Linked DNA regions of Homo sapiens: all the other regions are linked to region 1. Evidence: read pairs that join two places in POLR2A ChIA-PET (ENCODE). Cell type or tissue: MCF 10A. All regions are shown on one strand. Links, peaks and the distances in the headings refer to the core of each region. The heading gives the core; the rest is flanking DNA.

What was found. ChIA-PET counts read pairs that join two places held together with the same protein. Peaks named below come from ENCODE experiments on the same cell type or tissue, not always from the same donor. Only the 100,000 strongest peaks of a DNase experiment are listed, where the experiment ranks them.
Region 2: POLR2A ChIA-PET joins it to region 1 with 6 read pairs; 3 of 35 experiments call an interaction of 5 or more read pairs at or near these places.
Region 3: POLR2A ChIA-PET joins it to region 1 with 5 read pairs; 6 of 35 experiments call an interaction of 5 or more read pairs at or near these places.

The regions. Positions count from the first base shown.
Region 1 is chr22:32,721,122-32,725,845 of GRCh38, reverse strand. All of the region lies in intron 6 of SYN3 (synapsin III), which reads left to right. Among named protein-coding and RNA genes, the nearest start is that of TIMP3, 78 kb to the left of the region's middle. In MCF 10A, for the core only: no CTCF peak of the experiment used is centred there; a DNase peak (open chromatin) is centred at 2,095.
Region 2 is chr22:32,663,391-32,668,114 of GRCh38, reverse strand. All of the region lies in intron 6 of SYN3 (synapsin III), which reads left to right. It overlaps LOC105373002 (a long non-coding RNA gene), which reads right to left. Exons shown (of 4, transcript XR_938176.4): 4 at 3,549-4,724. Among named protein-coding and RNA genes, the nearest start is that of SYN3-AS1, 91 kb to the right of the region's middle. In MCF 10A, for the core only: no CTCF peak of the experiment used is centred there; a DNase peak (open chromatin) is centred at 2,224.
Region 3 is chr22:32,790,103-32,794,826 of GRCh38, reverse strand. All of the region lies in intron 6 of SYN3 (synapsin III), which reads left to right. Among named protein-coding and RNA genes, the nearest start is that of TIMP3, 9.2 kb to the left of the region's middle. In MCF 10A, for the core only: no CTCF peak of the experiment used is centred there; no DNase peak of the experiment used is centred there.

The DNA of each region.
Region 1 (4,724 bases), core at 1,111-3,610:
CATATTTGCTTCCTGAGGCTGCTATAACAAATGACCATACACTTAGTGGCTTAAAACAACACAAATTTATGATCTTCCTGTTTGGACGTCAGAAGTCTAAACTGGGTCAGCAGGGCTGGTTCTTTCTGGAGGATCTAGGGGAGGATCTGTTTCCTGATCTTTTCCAGCTCTGGAGGCCGCCTGCATGCCTTGGCTCATGGCCCCTGCCTCAGGTCACTCTGACCTCCGCCTCAGTCATCACATCTCCTCCTCTCACTCTGACTCTTCTGCCTCCTAATTTCACGGACCCATCAGCCCACGCGTAGAATGCAAGATAATCTCTCCATCTCAAGATCGTTCACTTCATCACATCAGCAAAGTCCCTTTTGGCATGCAAAGTGATCTGTTTACTGGCTCTGGGAATTAGGACATAGGCATCTTTGGAGTGGAGGGACGGGGAATTGTTCTAAAGACTGAAAGCAAAAGTTTGTGCCAAGTTTCATAAGAAATAGTTAAATCCTGTTTTATGGCCTCAGTTGGCATTCCAGCTCTGGAGTGGGGATGACCCTGTGCATTGTGTCCCCACTCCCAGGAAACCAGGGCATGCTTTACTGGGATCATCCTCCAAAGTAGCAAAAAAAACCTGCTGTGGTGGAAAGAAACCCTTGGGCATGGGTTCTCATCTCTGCACAGAAGAGGTGTGTTGTGTTGCGTTGTGTTGTGTTGTGTTGTGTTTGTTTTGTTTTGTTTGAGACAAAGTCTCACCCTGTCACCCAGGCTGGAGTGCAATGGCGCGATCTCGGCTCACTGGAACCTCCACCTTCTAGATTCAAACGATCCTGCCTCAGTCTCCCAAGTAGCTGGGATTACAGGTGTGCACCACCACACTTGGCTAATTTTTTGTATCTTTAGTAGAGACAGGATTTCACCATGTTGGCCAGGGTGGTCTTGAACTCCTGAACTCATGATCCGCCCACCTCAGCCTCCCAAAGTGCTGGGATTACAGGCGTGAGCCACCGCGCTCGGCCCAGAAGAGGTGTTTGGCCTACTCCTCTCAGCAGCCCTCTCCTCCCTGGGGCCAGGTTTTTCAGGATGCCAGAGTCCTAATGGCATCCTTCCCTCTCTTGCGCCATTTCTAGACATGTCAAAATTTACTCTCTCTGTCCCCGACACTTGACTGATCTCTTTGTGACAATGTGGCTGTCACTTACTGGGCATTTAATACATGAAAAAAATAAAAACTTTATTGAGCTCTTACTATTTGTCAGACACTATACGAAGAGGTTCATATAGATTATCACACTGAATCCTTCCAGAAATCCTATTAGATAAGTAATGTTACTGTCCCTCATTTTATTAACAGGAAAAGGAGAAGAAGACACTGAGGCACAGAAAGGTTAGGTAACTTGCCTAAGATCACTCAGCTGGGAATAGGCAGAGTCTTTGTTGAACTCTGGTCTTCTGACCTGGAATTTATGCTCTTACAAAATTACCCTTCTGTAGTCCCAGATACATGGGAAGCTGAGGTAGGAGGCTCACTTGAGCCCAGGAGTTTGAGGCCACCCTGGGCAACATAGCAAGACCCTATCTCTAAAACAAAACAAAACAAAACAAAACAAAACAGAAAAGTACCCTATATTGGAAGAGGTGAATGGATGGAAGGCAGGAAATGCACTGACTGTTGTTAAATAGCATTGGCTTAGGTGCTAGAAAGTCTAGATTTCCTATCCTGCTTCACCACTCCTTGCTGGATGACTTGGACTAGTTTCTTCCCCTCTCTGGGCCTCAGTTTTAACAGATACAACATGAGGGGCTTGCATAGAAAGGAGCAGGTTTGCTCCGACACTAGCTTTCTGTGTGTCTAATGCTGGTAGCCTGTTGGTTACCACCCCACCTTGCTTTGACCTTTAAATATGCCCACAAGACGTGGCATTTGCTGTCACATGGCCACGTACGGTCAGCAGCACCAGGGCTAGGTTCCTGAGGCCCCCTCACGTGGCACGGCCTACAGCTCCCCTATCCCTGGGGCCTCCGGCAAGGATCCAGGCGGCAGCCGGCAGCGGCAAGCATGTGCTGTTTCTGTGGTTTCTACTTAGAACAGTTTCCTGTTTCAACCTGCCAGTTCCTTAAAAGCATTAGCTTGAGGTTTTGCCGAATGACTCCGCTCTATTTTCATAAAGGGGTGGAGGGGCTCCTCCTGGGAGCCGAGCCCAGAGCTGAAATTCCACATGAATTAAGGGTATATCGAGCTTGGAAGTTCATCTCCTGAAAATAGTCTGGCTTGGGGTGACTTTCAGAGAATAGGGAGAGTTCCTCCACCAGCCAGATTCTTGGGCCCAACTTGTCTAAGAGGCTGCCTCCATTCCCTTATCTGGGCCTCAGTTTCTCCATATCTTACATGAGAGGGCTGGATCTTCTCTCCAGATTCTAGGCAGTCCCCACGTCTCTGTTTAGTGTATATGAAAGTAATGAGCACAGTAGTAGCCAACACATGTATAGCCCTTCCTGCACTGTTCTAAGCACTTTATAAATGTTGATCCTCTGAAGTGAACACTCTTCCTGTCCCCATTTTATAGATGGGAAACAGAAGCAAGTGATGTTGACTAATTTGCCCATGCTCACGTTACCTTCAAGTGGTCAAGTCAGGAGTTGAACCCTGGTGATCTGGCTCCAGAGCCCTTGCTGCTGGCTCTCTCAAAATAAGACCTTTCTGGCGGCAGATGGCTTACTATTGAGCAGGGCGCAGTAGGTGTGATCTCAGAGGGCTCAGGTTTGAGTCTTGGATTCATCATCTGCGTGACCTTGGGAAAGTCACTCAATTCTTTGGAACCTCCATTTTCTCATCAATGAAATGGAGCTAGTTGAACCCATGTTGTTGATCTGCCATAGTGTGTAGGCAATTTGAGGTGAAGATTATTTATGAAGAAGCTCGGGACCAAGACAAGCAGTCTCGTAACATAGGCTTTTATTATTATTCCCATATTTCACATCTCCTACTCCCGCCCTCGGTTCTGGGGTTATTAGCTAGATCTGCTTTTACTAGGGAGGGACTCCAGAAGGAAGGTCCAACTGGAATGCTGACAGCTCCAAAGCCACCTTCCTAGCCTAGAGATAGGGTTTGGGGGACTGGCAGTGACTTCTTAGCAGCCTTGAGTCAGCTGTCCAGAGTGGATGGCCCTGTGAGAGCCAACACTTCCTCCCCACCCCTGTGAGGCATCTGGGTACGGGTGGAGCCCCGTGGGAAACTGGCCTCGGCCACCAATTCCAGACTTCTATCCGCCTGACTCCTTGGCACTGTCCGAGTAAGAGACATCTCCAATTTAATCCACCCAAACAGAACTCTTGATTTCCCCCTTGAAATCTACTCTTCCCTTGGTCTTCTCTATCTCAGTGAGGGGCATGACCCAGGTTGCTCAACCTAAAACCCTCCATTCACCTTTTTTCCTTCACAGCCTGTATCCGAGCCATGTGCAAATTATGTGGACTCTTTGATTCGATCTCCAAATTTTTTCCCGACTCTGCTGTCTTTTCTCCACCTTGGTACACCATCAAGGGTCAAGGGAGAGGTGCTGGTAGCCACCATCGTTGTTTATTTAGTCTACTTAGGCAACCCCAACTCACCACCCTGTGGGTACGTTGTCCCCTGCCTCCCCTTGACACAACCAAAGGCATCTGCTTGGGAAAATACTTCATCAACTCCCTGCTTAAAACCCTCTATGGCTTCCAAATGGACAAAGACTAAGCTCTTTACATGGTCTCCAGACCCTTCGAGATGCATTGAACCGTCTGGCCTCATCTTCCACCGCTCTTCCTCTCGCTCATTTGCTCCTGCCATGCTGGTCTCTCTGCTTCTTAAGCAAGTTAAACAAGCTCCTTCCTACCACAGGACTGTGTAGCACCAGCCACTTCCCTGCCTGCAAGGCTTTACCCTCAGATGTTCCTGGAGCCAGCATTTTGTCATCAGTCAGGTTCCAGTTCAAATGTCCCCTTCTCAGAAAGCCTTCCCTGACCACCCCATCTAAAGCATTCCCTGCTCCCACTCACTCTTCTCAACACTTCTGTTGTTTTCTCAGACGATTTATCATCTGACATTGTCATGTTTACTTAATTGTTCAGTTGTTTACCATCTGCCCCCTTCACTAGAATGATAATGAAGGCTGAGAAAAGTGCATGTTTTCACAGCTATATTTACACTGTACCACCAGTGGGAGCTGGGGGGAATCTGGCACATAAAAAGCACTCAATAAATAGTTGTAAAATGAATTCAAAAGTGTGCTATGTCCTGGAACAAGTTAACTCTCTGGGCTTCAATTTGCCCATTGATAAAATAAAGGAGAATGAAATGGGTTGTATCAAAGGATTCTCTTTGTTCTCACATTTTCTGGATCTCTGGATCCACAAGTTGCCCTTGGGATGGATGGATGGATGGATGGATGGATGATTTCTGGGGGTTTTATTGAAGACACCTGGGACAGAGGAGTTATCAGGAGCAAGATGGAGGCAGGGAAAGGGGGCAAATAACTCCAGTCAGAATGTGCTTCTTTTACCCCAAGTGAGAGAGAGGCATGATCCCCTCTTTCCTCTGTGCCCACCCCATGGACCACCTTTACCCATGGCTGCACCAGGGGAGGTGGCAGCAGCAGCTGCCTGCCCACCACCGGGAGCTCCACCCAGGAGATAAAAGGAGCCGAAGGAATGTGCTGGCAAAGCTGACGTCCCTGTCTTCTCAAGGGTGTAAATGGGTT
Region 2 (4,724 bases), core at 887-3,386, 58 kb after region 1:
GGAGCATAAAGTAAAGAACAACCAAGCTGGGCACGGTGGCTCACACCTGTAATCCCAGCACTTTGGGAGGCTGAGTCAGGCGGATCAGGTCAGGAGATGGAGACCATCCTGGCTAACAGGGTGAAACCCCGTCTCTACTAAAAATACAAAAAAATTAGCTGGGCACGGTGGTAGGCACCTGTAGTCCCAGCTACTCGGGAGGCTGAGGCAAGAGAATGGCATGAACCCGGGCGGACTTGCAGTGGGCAGAGATGGCGCCACTGCATTCCAGCCTGGGCGACAGAGCGACACTCCGTCTCAAAAAAAAAAAAAAAAAGAAAGAAAGAAAGAAAAGTGATCTCCTCTTGGAAGCCTTCCCCGATCCTCTTCTTTCCCGACCTTGACTGACTGACTTTTCCAAAAACCTAAGCGAAATGCAGAAGGAGAGCTCTCTTATATGATGCCTTATGGAGATAAAAATGAACACATACTAAAGTATACAGTGGTATGGATTTGGAAGGCAACCCAGCAATTTAGCAAATAAAAATGTGCATCCCCTTTGACCCAGCAACCCACTTTAAGGAACTTGACCTACCCAAAAACCTAAGCAAGTGCGCAAAGACGGTGTGCCAAGACTTTGCAATACTTTTGTGTGATCAGCAGGGACTGGTTTAATAAACTTTAGTACTATAGGCTACTCCATGCTGATAGAAAAATATGTCAAGATATTTGTCATCTTGAAAAAAACTAAGTGTCAAATGATATACATAGTATGATCCCTTCAGTCTTACAGAAAGCATGATGGAAGGAAAGAGAGAATAAAGAAAGGGGAAAAGGGAGGGAGGGAAGGAGGAAGGAATGAAAGAAGGAAGCAAGGGAGGAAGGGAGTGAGTGAGTGAGGAAGAAGGAATGGAGAAGAAAGAAAGGGAGGAAAGGAGTGAGCGAGTGAGGGAGAAGGAATGAAAGAAGGAAGGAAGGAAGGGAGGAAGGAAGGAAGAGAGATTGTATGTTACCCTGAGATTTGGTTCTAAAGTCTGTGAATAAAACAAAAAGGGGCATAATTTAGCAGGGTTTCACTGTGTTAGCCAGGATGGTCTTGATCTCCTGACCTTGTGTTCCGTGAGGAGATCACTTTTCAACCAGACCTTGAAGGATGGCATGGTATTCAGAGAAACAGACAAAGGACATTCCAGGTAGAGGCTGGAATATGGAGTCAAAGACATTCATGGAGCTTGGTCGAGGTGGGGAGGTGGTTCATTATTCCTTGGTAAATCCTTGGCCATCACGTTACCTAGACCACAGCCCACCGCAAGGCAGGCTTAGATATTTGAACAAAATACATCAAGACAGACAAATAAGCAATTACATTCCAACAGGGGGAAACAGACAATGAACAGAAAATAAAGTCAACTGGATGGCATGTTAGATGGAGATAAGTGTTATGGGGAATAAAAATCAGGGATGGGAGATGGGGAATGTGCATGGGGAGCAGAAGGGGCCACCGTGTTAAACAAGGTGACCAGAGAAGGCCTCATGAGAGGGGTTACATCTGATAATGACCCATAGCAGGTGAAGGAAGGAGCCTTCCAGATTCCTGGGGAAAGAGCATTCCAGGGAGAGGGCCAGCAAGGACGAAGGGCCTGAGGTGGGAGAGTCCTCAGTGAGTTGGAGAAAGAGCAAGGTGGCCACATGGCCAGAGCAGAGTGAGAGAGGGGACAAAGGGGACAAGAGAGCTGAAGTCCTAAGGCCCTGGTGCTGAATGCCTGAAGGTGTCAGGCTCTGTGGCTTGTTTGGATTGTTTGGTTTGGGTTATTCTTTAGAGTAAGATGAGAAACTATTGAGAGGTTTTGAATAGAGGAGTGACACACTCCGACATGTGGTTCAAGGAGACCCTTCTGGGTAAAAGAGAGATGAGGACCAAAATGAGACCAATTCAAAGATTACTGGCATAATGCAGGTGATTTGGGCCAAGGTGAAGCAGTAATGGTGGAGGAAAATGACCATATTCTGAATGTATTTTGAAGGTAGAGGCTTTAGGATTTGCTCATGGATTGGGTGTGAGGTGTGAAAGATGAGAAAGCATCGAGAGAGCCGCAGGGTTTTGACCTGATGCTGCCATTAACTGAAGTAGGACTTAGTTTGGAGCTGGGGGAGAGATTCAAGGGCTCAGTTACAGATATAGTGTGTGATTTCGTTGGACATCAGAGTGCAGATGTCAAGAAAGCAGTTAGACATGTTAGAACAAATTCAGGGAGAGGTCAGGGCTAGAAGTATAAACAGATGAGTAATCAGCATATAGATAGTGTTAAGAGTCATTAGGCTACATGAGGTTACTAAAGGAATGAGTATGGACAGAAAAAGAGAAAAGGTCTGAGAGCTGACCCCTGAGACACTTCACTGATACAAAGTCAGGAAGGTAGAGGGGAATCTGTGATGGCGACTAAGGGAGGGCAGCCAGCAAGGTAGGAGGTTGGGTCCTAAAGGCCAAAACACACAAGTGTTTGACAGAAGAGCGCGTGATTAAATTCTGCTGCTAAAAATTCGCGATTGCAAAAATATGGAACCAGCCCAAATGCCTATTAATCAATGAAATTAATGGATAAAAATCTGTGATATATGTGAGACATATATATATATATATATATACACACACTGTGGCATACTACTCAGCCATAAGAAGGAATAAAATAATGGTATTTGCACCAACCTGGATGGAATTGGAAACCATTATTCTAAATGAAGTAACTCAGGAATAGAAAACCAAACATCATATGTTCCTCACTCATCAGTAGGAGCTAGGCTATGAGGATGCCAAGGCATAATAAGGAGGATACAATGGGCCAGGTGTGGTGGCTCACACCTGTAATCCTAGTACTTTGGGAGGCCAAGGTGGGTGGATCACCTGAGGCCAGGAGTTCAAGACCAGCCTGGCCAACATGGCAAAACCCTGTCTCTATTAAAAATACAAAAATTAGCTAGGCGTGGTGGAACATGCCTGTAGTCCCAGGTATGTGGGAGGCTGAGACATGAGAATCCCTTGAACCAGGAGGCAGAGGTTGTGGTGAGCCGGGATGGCACCACTGCACTCTAACCTGGGTGACAGAACAGGCTCTGCCCCAAAAAAAAAAAAAAAAAAAAAAAAAAGAATTATACATTATACAATGGACTTTGGGGATTCGGGAGGAAAGGGTGGGAGGGGTTGAGGGATAAAAGACTACAAATTAGGCTGGGTGCAGTGGTTCACGCCTGTAATCCCAGCACTTTGGGAGGTGGAGGCGGGCAGATTGGGAGGCCGAGGCGGGCAGATTATGAGGTTAGGAGATCGAGACCATCCTGGCTAACACAGTGAAACCCTGTCTCTACTAAAAACACAAAAAATTAGCCGGGCTTGGCGGCGGGCGCATGTAGTCCCAGCTACAAGGGAGGCTGAGGCAGGAGAATGGCATGAACCCAGGAGGCGGAGCTTGCAGTGAGCCGAGATCGCACCACTGCACTCCAGCCTGGGCGACAGAGCGAGACTCTGTCAAAAAAAAAAAAAAAAAAAAAAAAAAGCGACCAATTGAGTACAGTGTATGCTGCTCGAGTGACAGGTGCACCAAAATCTCAGATATCACCACTAAAGGACTCATTCATGTAACCAGACACCTCCTGTTCCCCAAAAACCTATGGAAATAAAAAATAATAAATAAATAAATAAATGCTGCTGTTAGGTCAAGAAAGACAAGGACTAAAACACCGACCACTAGATTTTCCCCTGAAAACTATTTATTACTTTTAACCAAGTGCTGGCCAAGTCTCCCTGGCCTTGGATGGAAGGCATATCAATTGCACATCATCAGCCAAGTACTGATTGGATGGTTTCAATTGCAAAGGGGAAATCTTATCTCCAAGTCATAAGGTGGGATTTCTGACAGAAGGAAGAGCACACATTAGGTGAAGAATGCTAGACTAGGAAGGAATGGAGTCAGATGGCATGGGCACCAGTCTTGGTTTATCTACTTGCTCCCTGTGTGACCTTAAGACTCCCTGTAGCTCTTACCATCTTCACATACAATATGATGGGTGGTGAGCAGAGCAGGGTTCTCTGAGAGACTTTTCATAGTCTCTTCTCAAGTCTAAAATTCAAAGACATTTCCCTATCTTAGTCAGGGATGGCTACATAATTTGCAGGATCCCTTTTTCAAAATGTGCAGTGTGGGGGGGGAATGCTGTTAAAGATACTAAATATAAAGCTTTTTCTTTCCTTCCACTATCTCTCTCTTGACTTGTCATAATGCTGTTTTAATTGCTATTTAATATCATTCTAGGTAAAATAAATAAATGAAATTTTACATTATTCACGTGGATTTTACCATTTACTTTTACATTGTGCAATGCAAAATTTTAAATGCAAATATGAAAACATTGAACTCATAAGCAGAATCAATAAAATTACACAATTCATATTTCATAGTTCCTACATGCTGTATTAGTCAGTTCCCACACTGCTAATAAAGACATACCCGAGACTGGGTAACTTATAAAGAAAAAGAGGTTTAGGCTGGGCGTGGTGGCTCATGCCTGTAATCCCAGCACTTTGGGAGGCCGAGGCAGGTGGATCACGAGGTCAGGAGATCGAGACCATGCTGGCTAACACGGTGAAACCCCGTCTCTACTAAAAATACAAAAAATTAGCCGGGCGTGGTGGTGGGTGCCTATACTCCCAGCTATTCGGGCGGCTGAGGCAGGAGAATGGCGTGAACCCG
Region 3 (4,724 bases), core at 791-3,290, 69 kb before region 1:
CAGGATTCAGCTAGAGTCACCACTTAGTGAATATTTTCCGGTCCTCTCTCTGCCCCAGCAGAATGGACCACCCCCTCTCAGGCCTCTCCTCTTCTCTCACTCACCTCCCACCCACACTGGGTCCTCCGGGCTTCCAGCTTGGCACCTCGCACACTCTGTTGCCCCTAGTGGTTGATATCCCTGGTTCTCTTCTAGATATCGAGCAAATCCAGGTGCTTCTGTGACTGCCTAACACATCATATGCACATAGTAGACATTGAACAAATATTAAAGGAATAAACTAACCAATGAATGGAGTGGAGAAAAGGAGGAGTCAGAGTATCACCGTCACACATTCACCCCAACAGAGGTTCTGGAATCCAGCTCCTTGGGTCCAGAAACTCAACTAGATGAGGCTCCCTCAGTTGATCATTCTCACGGACTGATCCTAAGAGCTCAGCAAACCAACCAAAATCCCACTGGGCTTGTTTCCCGTGAGGTATTTCATTGTCACATAGGCTAGAGGACTCATGTCAACACCACCCCCATATTTTCCTCCTGATAGTCACAGAGAGCTTCAATATGAAGCTAGTTTCTCCTCAGAAGGTTGCTGTGGTGTGTGTAGATTCAGAATACAGGGATTGAGGGCATCATAGGAAGGGTCTTTCAGCTGAGATACCCTGGAATTCTCCTTTTCATGGAAGCAAAAGCTTTGCTGAGGAAATTCCAGTGCTCACAACCACTGGCCAAAGCCTCTCTTCCTGAACAGGGACAATGCTGGACACACAAATGCCAACTGCAGGCTCTTGGATCTTCTTGGTTCTCAGCACCAGGCTGGCCACTCCATCCTTCTCTTCCCCAACACTTTCTTTGCACTTGGAATATTGGAATTCATTTGGCTTCTACATTTTAGTATACAAGTCACCATTCAAAGATTACCCCCAGGTCAACTAGTTTGGGCTCTGGTATTCCCAGATTTTCAACTCTGCCCTTGCTGTGTCTTGATTTATTACCACAGATGGCTAAGCACAAGCATGGTGCATGAATGTATGGCTTCAGTAAGACAGATGACCTTGTTTCCAAGTTCTGGGTGTGTGCTTAATCATGAATTCTCCACTGACATTCTCCATTTGCCTCACATCTTATGTGTCATAGTGTGATGATCAAGTGTTTGGAGGATAGGGGCAGGGTCCTCTCCTTCCTTCCCTCCTTCCTTCAAATATTCACCAAACATTGGCAGAATGTCTGTTACTCCATGCTAGGCCCTGAAGATACAACAGTGAACAAGGCATAGAACTGTTCCCAAGGAGCTCCCAGTCTTCTGGGAGAAAAACACAAGAAAATAATAGTTGGTGGAAAGAACTACAGTGGGATAGTCAAGTGTGCCATGAGATCATAGAGCTACCTATCCAACCAGGCAGCAGGGAGTTGTTTAGGAACTCAGATTATGGTAAGACACAAGGTCAGAAGTAGGAGAGAGCTGTGGGTTACCAAGTTGAACTCCCTCATTTTACAGATACAGAAACAGGCCTAGAGAGGTAGACACCAGATTATTGGCAGAAGCAAACAAAGAATCAGACTCCTTAGTACCTCATCATCTTCCCGTCACTCCAGGCTGCTCTAATTCAGGCTGGGCCCATGAGAGATAATCAATAAATAATCATCTCCCTGCTCTGCAACTCGTCAACCTTGGAATGATAAGCTGAAAAATGTTTCTAAGATGAGTAAAAGAGAAGGGAACTTGGCATTAGTTGAATACCTACTATGTACAAGGCACTTTCAATGCAGTAGTCCCACTAATCCTCACAACCCTTAATAATAGGTACTAGGTACTATGGTATTATGCCCATTTTATGGTCAAGGAAACGGAGGCTCAAAGAAGTTAAATTGCATGTTCAATTTCTTACACTCAAGGAAGTGGCAGAGCTGTGATTCAGATGCAGGGGTCTCTTTCCAAACCAGCACTCTTCCTGAAGACTTCAAAGTCAATGTGCCCACACGTTCATTGGGGCATTTGCAGCACTGGTGATTTTCTCTTTGTCTCTTGGGTTCTCGTTGAGTGCTCAGAGCTCTTGATGCAGCCAAGCAGAGAAAAGCATAGTACCTACCTCTGACGACCAGGGAGAGAGCTTTATCTGCAGGCAAGTGAGATGCATCTCTGTTTCATTTGGTTTGCAATGGAGAGAAGGCAGGAGAAGTGACTTGGCAGGCAATTTCTAGGGGTGCGGGTGTGCCCTTCCTTACTCAAAATTTTGATAGATGCCATAGGAAATTTACATTCGTATTACGTAGATAGGGCCCAGAACCAGAGGCAAGCTGGTGGCATACTCATCAGTATATTTTAACAGCTAATGAACCTGGCTTCATTTCCTCCTGAAATTTCAAACATGAGATTGAGGCAATATACCAGGTTATTATCCTAGTCCTACCACATAAAATAGCTGTGTGACCTTGAGTAAATCAGTGACTCCTTTCTTTAAATGTAAAACCAAGTGGGTTGGATTTAACGATCTCTCAAAATTTCCCATGGAATATTCTAGAAGGCAGCCCAACAGGGAGGTTAGGAACCAACGAAGGCCTGTGATGTCATAAGTCTGAGTTTTATCCTTCTTTGCTTTTTCACTGTGACCTTGAACAAGTTCCTTAACCTCTCTCTGAGCCTCAGCTGTCTCGTGCTAAAAGGGAGGAGAGATGCATACCTCGTAGGATTTTCATGAAGATCAAACACTGTAAGCTGAATAAGATGCATGGCACAGTGCCTGGCACATAGTAAATTCTCACTGAGGACTGTGTATACCAGGGTGTGGCCCCAGGGGTATAAAGGTGAATGAGAACAGCCCCTGCCCTCAAGTAGCCTATAGTCTAGTGACCTGTGTTTATAAAGAAAGAGCATGTGCTTATATCCCCTTTGACCTTGTAATTAATACTCAAAGAAGGGATGGAAGAAAGGAGGCAAAAGAGAATAAAAAAATTTGATAGTCATAACTAATTCCTATAGAGTGCCTACTGGGTACCAGGTATTCTTCTAGGCAGTTTGCATATATTAATTTGTACCAGTTCTTATAGCAAAAGCCATGAGGTAGATGAGATCATCGTTGCCATCCCTTTTCACATCCGCAGTGAAAACTAAGGTACACAGAGATTATGTCACTTACTCAAGATTACATCGCCAGTATGCTGCCGTGCTGGAATTGGAAGCCAGAGCCCATCCTCTTAACTACCCCACCACTCTGCCTCTTCAAGCAGAAGGCGAGCGTTTGGAAAATAAGAAGGGATGCAAAGGTCAGATGCCCAGTTCCTGAAACCAGATGGGTCTTTCTTCCCAGAATGCCTGTACCCGCCAATCAAGGGTGAGGAGCCATTAATTAGATATGGCCCCTATCAGAAGTGACACTTAGTAGGGCATTGAGTTTGTCGGCAGCCCCTCTTGGAGAACAGTACTCAGCCAGGTCAATATGCCTTCCAGCCCTTGAGGTAAGCACCGAAGTTAGAATCAGAACATTTGAGTCCTATCTCCTCCAGCCTCCTGCATTGCTCTCTAAGCGTAAATTGAATCCCTATAAAGCGAAGGCAAACATCTAATTCACAGAGGCAGCTGCAAAGATCAAACAATAAGTAACTAACATTTACTGAGCGCTGCTATGTGCCAGGTCCTATTCTATGTAATATACAAGTGTAAAGGTATGTAATTCACACAACTCTATGATGTAGGGGCTGTTATGATCATGCCCATTTTATGGAAAAGAACACTGGGGCACAGAGACGTTTAGTAATGTAGCCAAGGTTACACAGTTAATCTGTGGTGGAGATTTCCAAGTTCAGCGTCCCATCCTGCACTCCTCACTATCTCTGAATACTCTAGTGATCAGTTAAAAAGATTTTGTGAACACTAAATGTGATTGTGTTTCTTTTCTCCGGTAGTCACATCTTAGGTCTTTGTTCATTCCGTTCCCTTGACCTTTTCTCGTAGCTACTATTACTTGTCTGCGATGGTGAAGAGCAAGGTTCTAGAGACCCCAGTGCTGCACTGGAGCTGGCTCACCCTGGCTTGTCAGAGCCTATTGTTATACATTCGGGAATTTGCAGGTCGGTCATTAAACATAGGCGTTATTTAAAATTTTGGCTGGGCACAGTAGCTCACACCTGTAATCCCATCACTTTGAGAGGCCGAGGCAGGCGAATCACTTGATGCCAGGAGTTTGAGACCAGCCTGGCCAACATGGCGAAACCCCGTCTCTACTAAAAATACAAAAAATTAGCCAAGCTTGGTAGCACGTGCCTGTAGTCCCAGCTACTTGGGAGGCTGAGGCATAAGAATTGCTTGAACCCAGGAGGTGGAGGTTGCAGTGAGCCAAGATCATGCCACTGCACTCCATCCTGGGCAACAAAGCGAGACTCCGTCTCAATAATAAATAAATAAATAAATAAATAAATAAATAAAGTTTAATTTAATTATATAATGTTATAACTAATAAATTATATTAATGAACACTTGAAACTCCTCACTCCTTAATTGTTTATTACAGTATACTCTTATTTATGCTTTCAGGGTAACTTTCATCTGTTGTTTCTGTATGGTGGAAATATTATATAATGATGTGCTACTGCATTTAGGAACATTACCTTGGTAACTTAAAATTGGCTATGATGGAAGTATTTACACCACAGAAATTGGCAAACACTGCAAATGAGGGCTCTTTGTACTGTAGAGCTACTTGTTAAATATTTACCAGCTTACTACTGCC